Linked DNA regions of Homo sapiens: regions 2, 3 and 4 are each linked to region 1. Evidence: chromatin contacts called from ENCODE Hi-C or POLR2A ChIA-PET data. All regions are on one chromosome and are shown on one strand. The core of a region is the stretch at or near the end of the contact, and the rest is flanking DNA. Distances in the headings are between cores, read along the strand shown. Region 1 has its middle 26 kb from the start of NBPF1. Region 2 holds the start of CROCC (ciliary rootlet coiled-coil, rootletin). Region 3 holds the start of SZRD1 (SUZ RNA binding domain containing 1). Region 4 holds the start of SDHB (succinate dehydrogenase complex iron sulfur subunit B).

The links. A loop is a pair of places that touch in the nucleus more often than their neighbours do. ChIA-PET counts read pairs that join two places held with the same protein, here RNA polymerase II (POLR2A). Pooled maps may share reads with other maps.
Region 2: a loop to region 1 is called in a map of head of caudate nucleus, with 3 times the contacts of the local background. The contact joins the promoter of CROCC here to the enhancer-like site in region 1. A Hi-C loop is called at or near these places in 3 of 168 maps with a recorded cell type or tissue (CD14-positive monocyte, gastrocnemius medialis and head of caudate nucleus) and 14 of 50 pooled maps. POLR2A ChIA-PET finds 5 or more read pairs at or near these places in 14 of 52 experiments (CD4-positive, alpha-beta T cell, CD4-positive, alpha-beta memory T cell, K562 and 11 more).
Region 3: a map of B cell shows a loop between it and region 1 (6-fold over the local background). The contact joins the promoter of SZRD1 here to the enhancer-like site in region 1. A Hi-C loop is called at or near these places in 3 of 168 maps with a recorded cell type or tissue (B cell, CD8-positive, alpha-beta T cell and naive thymus-derived CD4-positive, alpha-beta T cell) and 9 of 50 pooled maps. POLR2A ChIA-PET finds 5 or more read pairs at or near these places in 3 of 52 experiments (activated CD4-positive, alpha-beta T cell, activated CD8-positive, alpha-beta memory T cell and activated T-cell).
Region 4: a pooled map shows a loop between it and region 1 (2.8-fold over the local background). The contact joins the promoter of SDHB here to the enhancer-like site in region 1. A Hi-C loop is called at or near these places in 11 of 50 pooled maps. POLR2A ChIA-PET finds 5 or more read pairs at or near these places in 2 of 52 experiments (CD4-positive, alpha-beta T cell and K562).

What each region holds. Positions count from the first base shown.
Region 1 is chr1:16,638,033-16,640,732 of GRCh38, reverse strand. It overlaps the pseudogene CROCCP2. Among named protein-coding and RNA genes, the nearest start is that of NBPF1, 26 kb to the right of the region's middle. RefSeq lists an enhancer at 1,804-2,695. Within about 2 kb of position 1,397, at least 2 of the 41 ENCODE cell types and tissues checked have a DNase peak (open chromatin) inside an H3K27ac peak, as active enhancers do; they include gastrocnemius medialis, where a contact is called at or near this core.
Region 2 is chr1:16,920,597-16,923,296 of GRCh38, reverse strand. CROCC (ciliary rootlet coiled-coil, rootletin) reads right to left here and starts at 1,366. Exons shown (of 37, transcript NM_014675.5): 1 at 1,219-1,366; 2 at 499-634. The coding sequence starts at 1,278. RefSeq lists enhancers at 1-407, 408-1,179, 1,180-1,951, 1,952-2,700.
Region 3 is chr1:16,365,950-16,368,715 of GRCh38, reverse strand. SZRD1 (SUZ RNA binding domain containing 1) reads right to left here and starts at 1,474. Exons shown (of 4, transcript NM_001114600.3): 1 at 1,408-1,474. The coding sequence starts at 1,458. RefSeq lists enhancers at 678-967, 1,718-1,777.
Region 4 is chr1:17,052,695-17,055,394 of GRCh38, reverse strand. It overlaps SDHB (succinate dehydrogenase complex iron sulfur subunit B), which reads left to right and starts at 1,363. Exons shown (of 8, transcript NM_003000.3): 1 at 1,363-1,447. The coding sequence starts at 1,376. RefSeq lists enhancers at 824-873, 1,424-1,483.

The sequences.
Region 1 (2,700 bases), core at 148-2,647:
GCACACACCACCACGCCCAGTTAATTTTGGTATTTTTAGTACAGATGGGGTTTCGCTGTGTTGGCCAGGCTGGTCTCGAACTCCTAGCCTCAGGTCATCCTCCCACCTCGACGTCCCAAAGTGCTGAGATTACAGGCATGAGCCACCACACCTGATCAATTTTTAGTTTTTTCAGGAACCTCCAAACTGTTCTCGATAGTGATTGCACTATTATAATTTACATTTCCACTAACAGCGTACAGGGGTTCCACAACCTCGCCAGCATTTGTTGTTGCCTGTCTTTTGGATAAAAGCCATTTTAACTGGGGTGAGATGATATCTCATTGTAGTTTTGATTTGCATTTCTCTGATGACCAGTGACGTTGAATACCTTTCCATATGCCTGTTTGCTATTTGTATGTCTTCTTTTGAGAAATGTCTGTTCGTATCTTTTGCCCATCTTTTGATGGAACTATTAGTATTTTTCCTATATAGTTGTTTGCGTTCTTTATATATTCTGGTTATTAATCCCTTGTCAGATGGGTAGTTTACAAATATTTTCTCCCATTTGTGGGCTGTCTCTTCACTTTGTTGATCGTTTACTTTGCTATGCAGAAGCTTTTTAACTTCATGTCTGTTTATCTTATAATGTATGTAGTTCAGATTATGCTGTATAGAAAACTTTAAAAAAATTTGTCACCTTCAGTTCTTTTCTTAAAACATTTTTATTGAGCTATGATTAATATACAATAAACTACACACACTTAAAGTGTACAATTTGATAAGTGTTAACATATAGATAAAACCCGTGAAACCATCAGTACCATCAAGGTAATGGACATGTCCCTCACTTCCAGAAGTTTGCATCCTATTTTTATTATCAAATGTTATCCCGTGAGTATTTTTCCACATTATCAATGTATCTTACTGAGCATCTTTAGGGCCAGGGGGTCTGCTGTGGCCCATACAAGTGCCCTAGTTTGGAAGGACTTTTGCCTTTGTAAACAATGCTGTGAGGATGCCCAGGGCTGGAGTCGTGTGGCTAGAGTGTTTGAACTGCAGTCACTTTTAAGACTGTTGCCAGATTACTTCTTCAAAGGATCAAGTAGGTTCTCCGTCCCTGCAGTGAGGCACGGTTGTCCCTGTCTCTCACCCCCTTATCAGCCTTAGCTGTTCTGTCTTTTACGACTTCTGCTCTTTAGGCAGGTCCAAAAGGCAGCATCATTACCTGTTCTATTTAAGCAATTGTGGTGGTCAGAAAGTGCCTGCTTGCAGAGAGTTCCTGCCCACCCCCACCCCATACTCAGTCCTGGCCTGTTCTCAGAGCCATCTGATCCCTACCTCATGTGATACCAGAGATGGTCCTGCTGCTGCTGCTGCTGCTGTGGCCGCCAGGAGAGACAGCAGGTGGTAGGGCCGTCAGTCAGTGGTTGTGGGGATTCAGGGCCCTGAACTGGGACCTAGGAGATCCAAAAAGGTCAGGGAAGTTGCTGGTCTTGGCCAAATGGGCCGTGCTGTAGGCACTCAGTGGTGGCTGTCTCAGGCCGACTGCCCACAGATATGTGCAGTCTGCTCTCAGGATCAGGCACACGACTTTGGGGGTCAGGTACAAGAGTAGCCACTCCAAGTGTGGGCTTGTTAAGAACTGTTTTCTTTTGAGGCAGGGTCTCGCTATGTCCCAGTCATAGCTCACTGCAACCTCAAAGTTCCAGGCTCAAGGAATCCTCCCACCTCAGCCTCCCACATAGCTGGGACCACAAGCACATGCCACAGCACCCAGCTAAATTTTTTTTTTTTTTTAAGAGGCAGGGTCTTACTGTGGCACCCAGGCTGGTCTCAAACCCCTGGGCTCAAGTGATTCTCCCACCTCAGCCTCCCAAAGTGCTGAGACTACAGGTGTGAGCCACCATGCTTGGCCTGTAACTGCTTTTGAGAAAGGCTCCTTTATCCTTGGTCCACTGGGGTATTCAGAGATGGGGTTGGCTTTAGCCTTCTATGCTACTAGCTGAGCACCCCGACTGCATAGCCACCACCTGGCCTTGGCCTGGGACAGAGCAGCAGTGGGGAGGGGCCTTTGTGCATCTCTGCTCCTACAGCTCAGGGCTGGGAGTGGCTTACACTGGGGGAATATGTGATCCCTGAGCCTGGGTAGTGGCTACTTTGTCAGGGTGCTTTGTGCCACCTTCGTCCCCTTCCAGAGCTTTCTGTCTGTGTGGATGAGTAGGGTAGGAACTGGCATGAAAGGTGGAAGAGCAGGTGGTGGCAGCCTGTGGGCAGCCAGGTGTGTAATGGGCCTCTGTTCTGCCTGAGTCCTGCTGGTTACCACCACCTCACTCCCTGCTATTCTTAGCAGCTGAGCTCAGGACAGCACTGACTGGCATTAGACAGTACCCTTTTCCCTCTAGGCCTGTGTGTTGAGAGGATGAGGGGGCCACCCAGACAGATTTTTCCCAACTCCTTTGGCTCGGGTAGGTGGGCCATGTGCTCTGCTGACCATTTATGGACTGGCGGGTACAGGACAGAGCCATCCAGCAGCTCAGAGGGCTGAGCCTTTCATACTTCCAGGACATGGCCCATTCAACACAGACTCCCCTGGCTGGGTGGTGGCGAGACTGGAATCTGCCCCAAAGGAACCACAGGCCTAGGGGCAAGGGTTGGACTAGGTGGCCTTGGTACTGACCACTTTGGGAACCAGCATTTCTCCCAGCCTTCTTCTTCCAG
Region 2 (2,700 bases), core at 117-2,616, 280 kb before region 1:
GCTGCAACTGAGTGTGCCTTTCCCAGATCCTCAAGCCACATAACTACACCGTGTGCGCCACCCACTGAGAGGAGCAGGGACCATCCGCCTTCCTGCCCACGTGGGAAACGGATGGACGGCGCCATCCACTCAGACTTCCGCAAAACCCTGGTCTGAGCTGAGCTGCCCTCTTCCTGTATCTTGGGTTCAGCCAGCTCACACCTTCCCCGGGTGGGAATACGGGATTTGGGGTTCACATCTCTGCAGCAGGCTACAGGCAAGCACGCAGGAGATGCTCGGCCCTTCCTTCTAGTTGCACCACATGCGGAATAAGTCTGGACAAATTACATCCCTGAGCCTCTGTTTCCTCATCTGTAAAATGGGTTCTTCTGTCATAAAGCTGTGCCTGCCCCACAGTGAGTTACAGTCATGATCATCATGGTGACTGCTCAGGAAAGGGACATGAGAAGAGGTAAAATGTGGGTGGTGTTTGTGGAGGGGAGCGGATGGGGGTGGCACCTGGGCTCTCAGGCTGGGAGAGGTTGCGGGTGACAATCTCCCTGATAAGGGCAGGCAGGCTGGTGATCTGAGCGTCCTGGGCCAGGTCCCGCGCGCCCAAGCCTTTCTCCTGGCACAGGACGCTGCTCTCCAGTGTCTGTGGGAAAAGCGAGAGGGTCTTCAGGGGACATGGGACCCGGGGCTCCCTGGCCTCGTGGGGAGAGCCACAGAATCCTACTGCCCAAGATACAGGTCCCCAGGAGCCCCCTCAAGATGGAGTGAAGCCTGGGAGTTAGAATCCAAAAAATCCCCATGCAAAGAGCCTCTTGTGTGCTCACTGCCCCAGGAAGAAGGCCCAGGGCCAGAGATGAGAACCAAACCCTACGGGTAACTCCCAAACCCCACTGGAGGCAGTCCAGTGTTGGGGGCCCCAATCCGGTTCCGACCCTAGATGGATGAGGATCTGGCTATGCCAGAGGTCCCCCAAGCCCTAAAATCTGGCAGTAGAGACCCCCTTCTCCCAACCCAGGGCACTGGGATGAGGGAGCCACAGCAGGTGCACCCTGTGTGTACCTCTGCCCCCCATCTTGCCAGGAACTGCAAGCGGGGGGCCCCTGTATACCCCACCACCACCACACCTCTCCCACCCCTTGATCCCCAAGACGCACACACCTCTCACCACTCCTGTTAAGTCCACGCTGCCCCGCCCCAGACAGGGTGGGCACAGCCCCCAGGACCCACCTGGATAACCGTCTCTAGTGTCAGCTCCACCTCCTGTGCCCCCGCCAGCCCCAAGCTCATGGGGGGGAGGCTGTGGGCATGCCTCCAGCCCCCTTCTCCAGGACCCCAAGACTAGCTCAGTCAGCACGCGCCACAGCCAGGATGCTGTGCTGAGCACCAGGCAGATTAAGCTTAAATCCGGCGGCGCCCCCATGTGACCACCGCGGTGGGAGGAGCAGGATGTGGGCTGAGGAGGGAGGGGATGGGAAAGGACAGGAGAGGAGGGAAGCAGAGGCAGGGAGCCAAAGGAAGAGGAAGGATGAAGAGAGGGGAGGAGAAGGGAGAGAAAAGGAGGGAGGAGAGAGAAGAGGGAATGGGAGGAGGAAACAGGGGAGACACCTGGAGGTCAGGACCTCACACACTCTTCACCCTGCGCAGGTTGCTGGGTCCTAGAGCCCTCCAAGCCCAGGGGGTGGGGTCAGTAGCCATGCGGCGGGAAAGGCCAGAGTCCTAAGTATTTGTGACCATCTTTCTGGCCCAGAACGGGAGTCACATGGTTAGCTAAGAATGAGAGGATTTACAGCATGCTGGGAGTATGTTTTCCCACAACAGGTGTAGGGCAAAGAATGCAGGCTGTGAGATCACCCAGGCCAGGCTTGGCACTTAGTTGGGCATGAGCGGTCCAGCCTGGACTGATGAGCATTTATGCAACACCTGCGGCATTCCTAGGTCTGACCTAGACACAGTGGTAGAGCCTCGAACTACAAATGCCCTAGCCTTGCCCTTCAGGCACTTATTGGGAAGCTTCTGGCCCCTTCACACCCACCCCAGCCCCCACTAGCTGGGTGCACCAGGGACACTGACTTTGCCTCTCTGAGACTCAGTGTCCTCTTACGTAAGATGTGATAATATTGGTACTCATCTCTCGGAGCCGTCCGGGGATGAAACAGTATCGTGTGTGCATACCCAGCACATGACATGGTGCTGGGGGGTCACGTGGCCAACACTCAAGAAATACTCATTTCATTCATTTGAAAATCCAGAAGGTACAGTCCCAGCCAGGCGCAGGCACTCATGCCTGTAATCTCGGCATTTTGGGAGGACAAAGCGGGTGGATCACCTGAGGTCAGGAGTTCAAGATCAGCCTGACCAATATGGTGAAACCCCGTCTCTACCAAAAATACAAAAATTAGCCGGGTGTGGTGGTGCACACCTGTAATCCCAGCTACTTGGGAGGCTGAGGCAGGAGAATCGATTGAACTCAGGAGGCAGAGGTTGCAGTGAGCCAAGATCGCGCCATTGCACTCCAGCCTGGGCAACAAGAGTGGAACTTTGTCTCAAAAAAAAAAAAAAAAAAGGCACAGTCCCTATATCCCAGGGCCCTGAGACCCAGAGGTCACCCACCACCTCCCATTGTTCTTTCCCTGGGGCAAGGAGGCTATGTGCTCTAGTGCTTAGGCGCACAGCTCTGGAGTCAGTATCAGGTCTGAGGTTGCATGTGAG
Region 3 (2,766 bases), core at 225-2,724, 270 kb after region 1:
TCTGGCACAAAGTCACTGATAAGCACACTGCCTAGCATATAGCAGACACTCAAAAATGCTGGTTGAATGAACAAGGAGCCAACTGACACCTGTTACTCCCTATAAAATCTTTAACTTTCTTAAGCCAAAACTCAAGAAAGATGGTTGTCACATTAAGAACTCTACTAAATATCCTCTGAACGAACGAATCCTTCAAATTCTCAATTATGCTAAATGGAAAAACATAAACAACCGTTGAGAGAAATGCTGAACCAGCGGAAAAAACTTCAAAGCCAAGTTTCAACATTCCCGTAGAGCTAGATACACCCACTGACTGCTGCCAGGGTCAATTTCCCGGCCTCTTCCAGAGCTCATAAGCACCCCCAAAAAGCGCTTAGGAAAAAAAACCCAGCGCCTACTCTACCCTGGTACGCTCGACTCCTCGCACACGTAAACCTTTAAGGTGGATGTCAGTGCAGCCAGCATTGAACAGACGCGAACACGGGGAGACAAAAAAAGCATCTCCCCATATTCACAAGGGTCACCACAGACAAACTCTGAAAAGACCAAATTATTCACAAATCTAAGAGAATTGACAGATCCTCTTTGAGATAAACTATTTTCCTACAGTTTCTGGAGGCAAACAAAAACTCCAAAAACAAGTCGAACGGTCCATCTCCCCACTCCTCTCCCAAGAATGTGGCTGTTTTACATATCACACCCTGGACTCCGACAAGCGAACTCCTAGACCTTCCCGGGGCCTCGGATCGCTGAGTGGCAGAGGAGCTGCCCCGCAGAGCTTTCGGTTGCTTTGGCAGAGTCCCCGTGAGACCTGCCTGCCTGCCCACAAACTCTTCTTGGAGTAAAAGTGAAAGAGAAAAAAAACCCGACTCGTCCACCGTGACGGATGGTGGGGGATTTTAGCAGAGTTGAGTAGCCCAAAGAGGATTCAATTTCCCCCCGCCCTCGGCTGCCTCCTCCCGCTTTCCTGCGAAGCCGGACATGCCTCCTTGGTCCGCGCAAGCCCCACCACCACCCACATGGTGTGTCCGTCCCGGTCAGAGCACAAGAACTTTAAAATGGTGCCTCGGGCCACAAGGCTCATCGGAAAGAGTCACAGAGGCCCACGGCCAGCAAGTGGGCGCGGGGGGTCAGGAAAGGAGGCCCCGGGTGGCGGGTGGGGCGCCCCGGGTGACGCGCGCGTTAGTGGGCGGAGGGAGGCGCACCAGGCAAAGGAAAGGAGAGAAATGGATCGCGGCCCCTTTAAGAGGCCTTCACGGCGCTCAGGAACTGGGGGCCTCTCCACCACCCCCAGCCCGGCGTATGGGGCCCTTCCTTGGGGAGAACTATCTCCAGACCCGCTCCCCGGAGGCTCCCCTCACGCCAGGTCTCGCCCGGCCCTGCCATGGGACGGCGGCTCCTCCTTACCCCGCTGTCTGCCGCCTCTTCCCAGCTCTCAGCGACCTCCTCATCTTCCATCTTACTCGCCGCTTTCCCTCCTCCCCCACCCCCTCCCCGCGCCTGCGCTTTGAAGCGCGCCTCCGTCGCGGGCGCAGGCACGCAAGGCTTTACTCAATGGACCCCGCCCGCTGCCAAGCCCGGAAGAGGCGCCAGGCAAGGTCCCAAGTGTACATTAGGGCAGCCATCTTGGAAGGGGGCAGAGAAGGCGGAAAGATGCCATCTTTCTTAAGGGCCAACGCGTTATCTGTCTTACAGAATGGGCGTTCAAGGGAAGTCCTCATCTCGAGTACCGGAAGTGTGTTCTGTGGAACCATCTTTTCTAAGGGCAGGCAATTAAAGAAAACTTTTTTTCTTTTAAAGTGAGTCGTAGTTTTCCTAAACTACAGATAATGGTATCTTCAGAATTCTGAAAACATTTTTAAACACCAACAAATGATGAAAAATATCTGCTGATGCAGAAAACATTTTATTATTTCTGATAGGGTGAAAATCATTACAGTATTTCCTGCTCATAAAGCAGTATTCTAATCATTTATTAACACTATATCCGCTACCGTAAGGTAAAGACGGTAAAGATAATATTGCACCTCAGTTGGGAGAACCAGTGGGATTCCCAGCTACTAAGTTCTCCTGGGTCTTTAATGGTAGATAAATACGTTAGTATTACCTCTAAAAATTACTGGCCAGGCGCGGTGGCTCACGCCTGTAATCCCAGCACTTTGGGAGGCCGAGACAGGCGGATTACCTGAGGTCAGGAGTTCAAGACCAGCCTGGCCAACATGGTGAAACCCCGTCTCTACTACAAATACAAAAATTAGCTGGGCATGGTGGCACACGCCTATAATCCCAGCTACTCCGGAGGCTGAGGCAGGAGAACTGCTTGAGCCAGGGAGGTGGAGGTTGCAGTGAGCCGAGATCATGCCACTGCACTCCAGCCTGGCCGACAGAGTGAGGCTCTGTCTCAAAAAAAAAAAAAATTATTTATGTCAGGGCAGGCGTAGTGGCTCACACCTGTAATCCCACTTTGGGAGGCCAAGGTGGGCAGATCACCTGAGGTCAAGAGTTCGAGACCAGCCTGACCAACACGGAGAAACCCCGTCTCTACTTAAAATGCAAAATTAGCTGGGCATGGTGGCACATGCCTGTAATCCCACCTACTCGGGAGGCTGAGGCGGGAAGATCGCTTGAGCCTGGGAGGCGGAGGTTGCAGTGAGCCAAGATTGCGCCATTGCACTCCAGCCTGGACAACAAGAGCAAAACTCTATCTCAAAAAAAAGTTATTTATGTGGCCGGGCATGGTGGCTCACGCCTATAATCCCAGCACTT
Region 4 (2,700 bases), core at 114-2,613, 410 kb before region 1:
TTTGTTTGGGACTCTCAGTGCAGAAACCTGGGCAGCCTCGGGCAAGCTGCACGGTATGCGACAGAAAGGGCTGACTCAAGCCAGTAAGCGTCAGAGATGAATAATAAGACTGACAAATTCTTAGGGAGGCTAGGTGTGGTGGCTCACGCCTGTAATCCCAGCACTTTGGGAAGTTGGAGCAGGATGATTGCTTGAGCCCAGCCTGGGCAACATAGCCAGACTCCATCTCTACAAATAATTTTTTAAAAAAATTATCCGGGTGGCCGGGCGCGGTGGCTCATGCCTGTAATTCCAGTACTTTGGGAGGCCGAGGTGGGTGGCTCACGAGGTCAGGAGTTCAAGACCAGCCTGGCCAAGATGGTGAAACCCCATCTCTACTAAAAACACAAAAAAATTAGCCGGGCATGATGGCGGACGCCTATAATCCCAGCTACTCGGGAGGCTGAGGCAGGGAATTGCTTGAACCCGGGAGGCGGAGGTTGCAGTCAGCCGAGATCGCGCCACTGCACTCCAGCCTGGGAGACAGAGCGATACTCCATCTCAAAAAAAAGAAAAAAAAAAAAACTACCCGGGTATGGTGGCTCACACGCCTGTAGTCCCAGCTACTCTGGAGGTGGGAGGATCGCTTGAGCCTGGGAAGTCGAGGCTGCAGTGAGCCAAGACTGCACACCGGCCTGGGCAACAGAGTGAGACCCTGTCTGAAAAAAAAAAAAAAAATTGGCCGGGCGCAGTGGCTCATGCCTGTAATTCCAGCACTTTGGGAGGCCAAGGTGGGCGGATCACGAGGTCAGGAGTTCAAGACCAGTCTGGCCAAGATGATGAAACCCCGTCTCTACTAAAAATACAAAAAATTAGCCGGGTGTGATGGTGTGCGCCTGTAATCCCAGCTACTCGGGAGGCTGAGGCAGGAGAATCGCGTGAACCCGGGAGGCGGAGGTTGCAGTGAGCCAAGATCGCGCCATTGCACTCCAGCCCGGGAAACAGTGCGAGACTCCATCTCAAACAAACAAACAAAAATTCCAGGAATAAAGAGGTTGAAATCGGGGCAGGGACCCGGATAGGATGGCTCCGCCCCATCTAAGTCTTAGCCCCACCCCCTGAAAGTCGCCCTGCCTCTCAGACTCCTCCCCTTTCTGAGAAGGTCACGGGGGAAGCCAAATGGGCATGCGCCGCTACTGCGCTATTGCGCACGCTCGCTGTGCTTGCCCCGCCTTCCCTCCGCCCACCCGGGAAACCGGAAGCCGCCTCCCACTTGGTTGCTCGTACGCGGCTAGTGGGTCCTCAGTGGATGTAGGCTGGGCGCCGCGATGTTCGACGGGACACCGGCGGAGAGCGACCTCGGGGTTAAGGGGTGGGGCTGACGTCAGGAGCCAAGATGGCGGCGGTGGTCGCCCTCTCCTTGAGGCGCCGGTTGCCGGCCACAACCCTTGGCGGAGCCTGCCTGCAGGTGAGTCCTGGAGCCTCAGAGAGGGAAAAGTCAGGAAAGCCACAGAGACTGCCTGGAGCTGATGGGGCTGCGGAGAGACTGAGGAAGCATAGGGCAAGGCCTCAGGGAGATGGAGGACCTCCTCCCCCTGGTGCAGTGCTTTGGTTTGGCTTCGAGCATCCCTGTCAAGTTATCTTTCTGCGCCTCGCAGCAGCTTGTGAGTTAGGGCACGGGCAATTTTTTACAGCTAAGGGTGCGGGGGGGGGGGACGTTCAGAAAGGGGACTTGAATTGCTCAAGGTCACATGGCAAGCGAATGACTGCTGGAACCAGAATTTGAATCCAGACATTGGAGTTCCAAGCCCTTTTTCTGCCACCAAACTATCGCCTCTGTAGAAAAGGGAGACCTGCGGGGTGTGAAGGATGGGAATTGGGAAGCGAGGTAATTCCTCAAGGGTGCGAGGTTGAGGACCGGGATGGGTGAGGAAAGGACATGTGAATTGTTGGGGACAGGGCAGGGGAAGGGAGAGATGGAGGGAAATGCACCCAGCCCCCTACCTCGAAGGATCCCGGAGGTGGGTGGTGGGGGTTGCAGGAAAGACTGGGTTCCTTAAAGCAGTGTCACCACAGTTTCACTAGTATCCTCTCAGTGTTTCTGACTCTAAAGGTCATATAATAATACGGACCTCATAGAGTTGACATGGAATGACAGGTAGAGGGCTTGGCGCTGTTCTTGTTTATTACTATGCCGTGTGCAGTAACAGATTTTCCCACGCCCCTTGTATGGCCAAGAAACAACACATTTCTGACCTGCCTTCTAAGTGGGAACATTTAGAAGGGGAAGGGAAATTGCTTTTGTATACATAAGGGACTAAGGATTTGCAAATCCTTTCTAAGTCTGTTCCTCTTCTGGGATTCTCAACAACCCCTTTAAGGTGGGCAAGCAAGAATCCTTACCCTCCTTTTTGGAGCTTTGAAAACTTGAGGCCCCCAGAAAGAAAATTTTTGGCTTGCTCAAAATATCACATTCCCAAGAAGCAGACCTGAGGCAGTTTTTTAACATGGTACCAGAAAAACTCCTTAGCATAGATCTTGGGACATGGTTGGTGTCCAAGAAATTTTAGTTCCTCTTCCTCTCTTGCACTTAAATGAGGACATCTTTCATCTTAAGTGCCTGCTATGGCTGCATAACACAGTACATATTGCCCATGTTCCAATCCTGGTTCTATCCAGCATGCTGTGTGTGAACTTGGATCCACTCTGTCTGCATCAGCC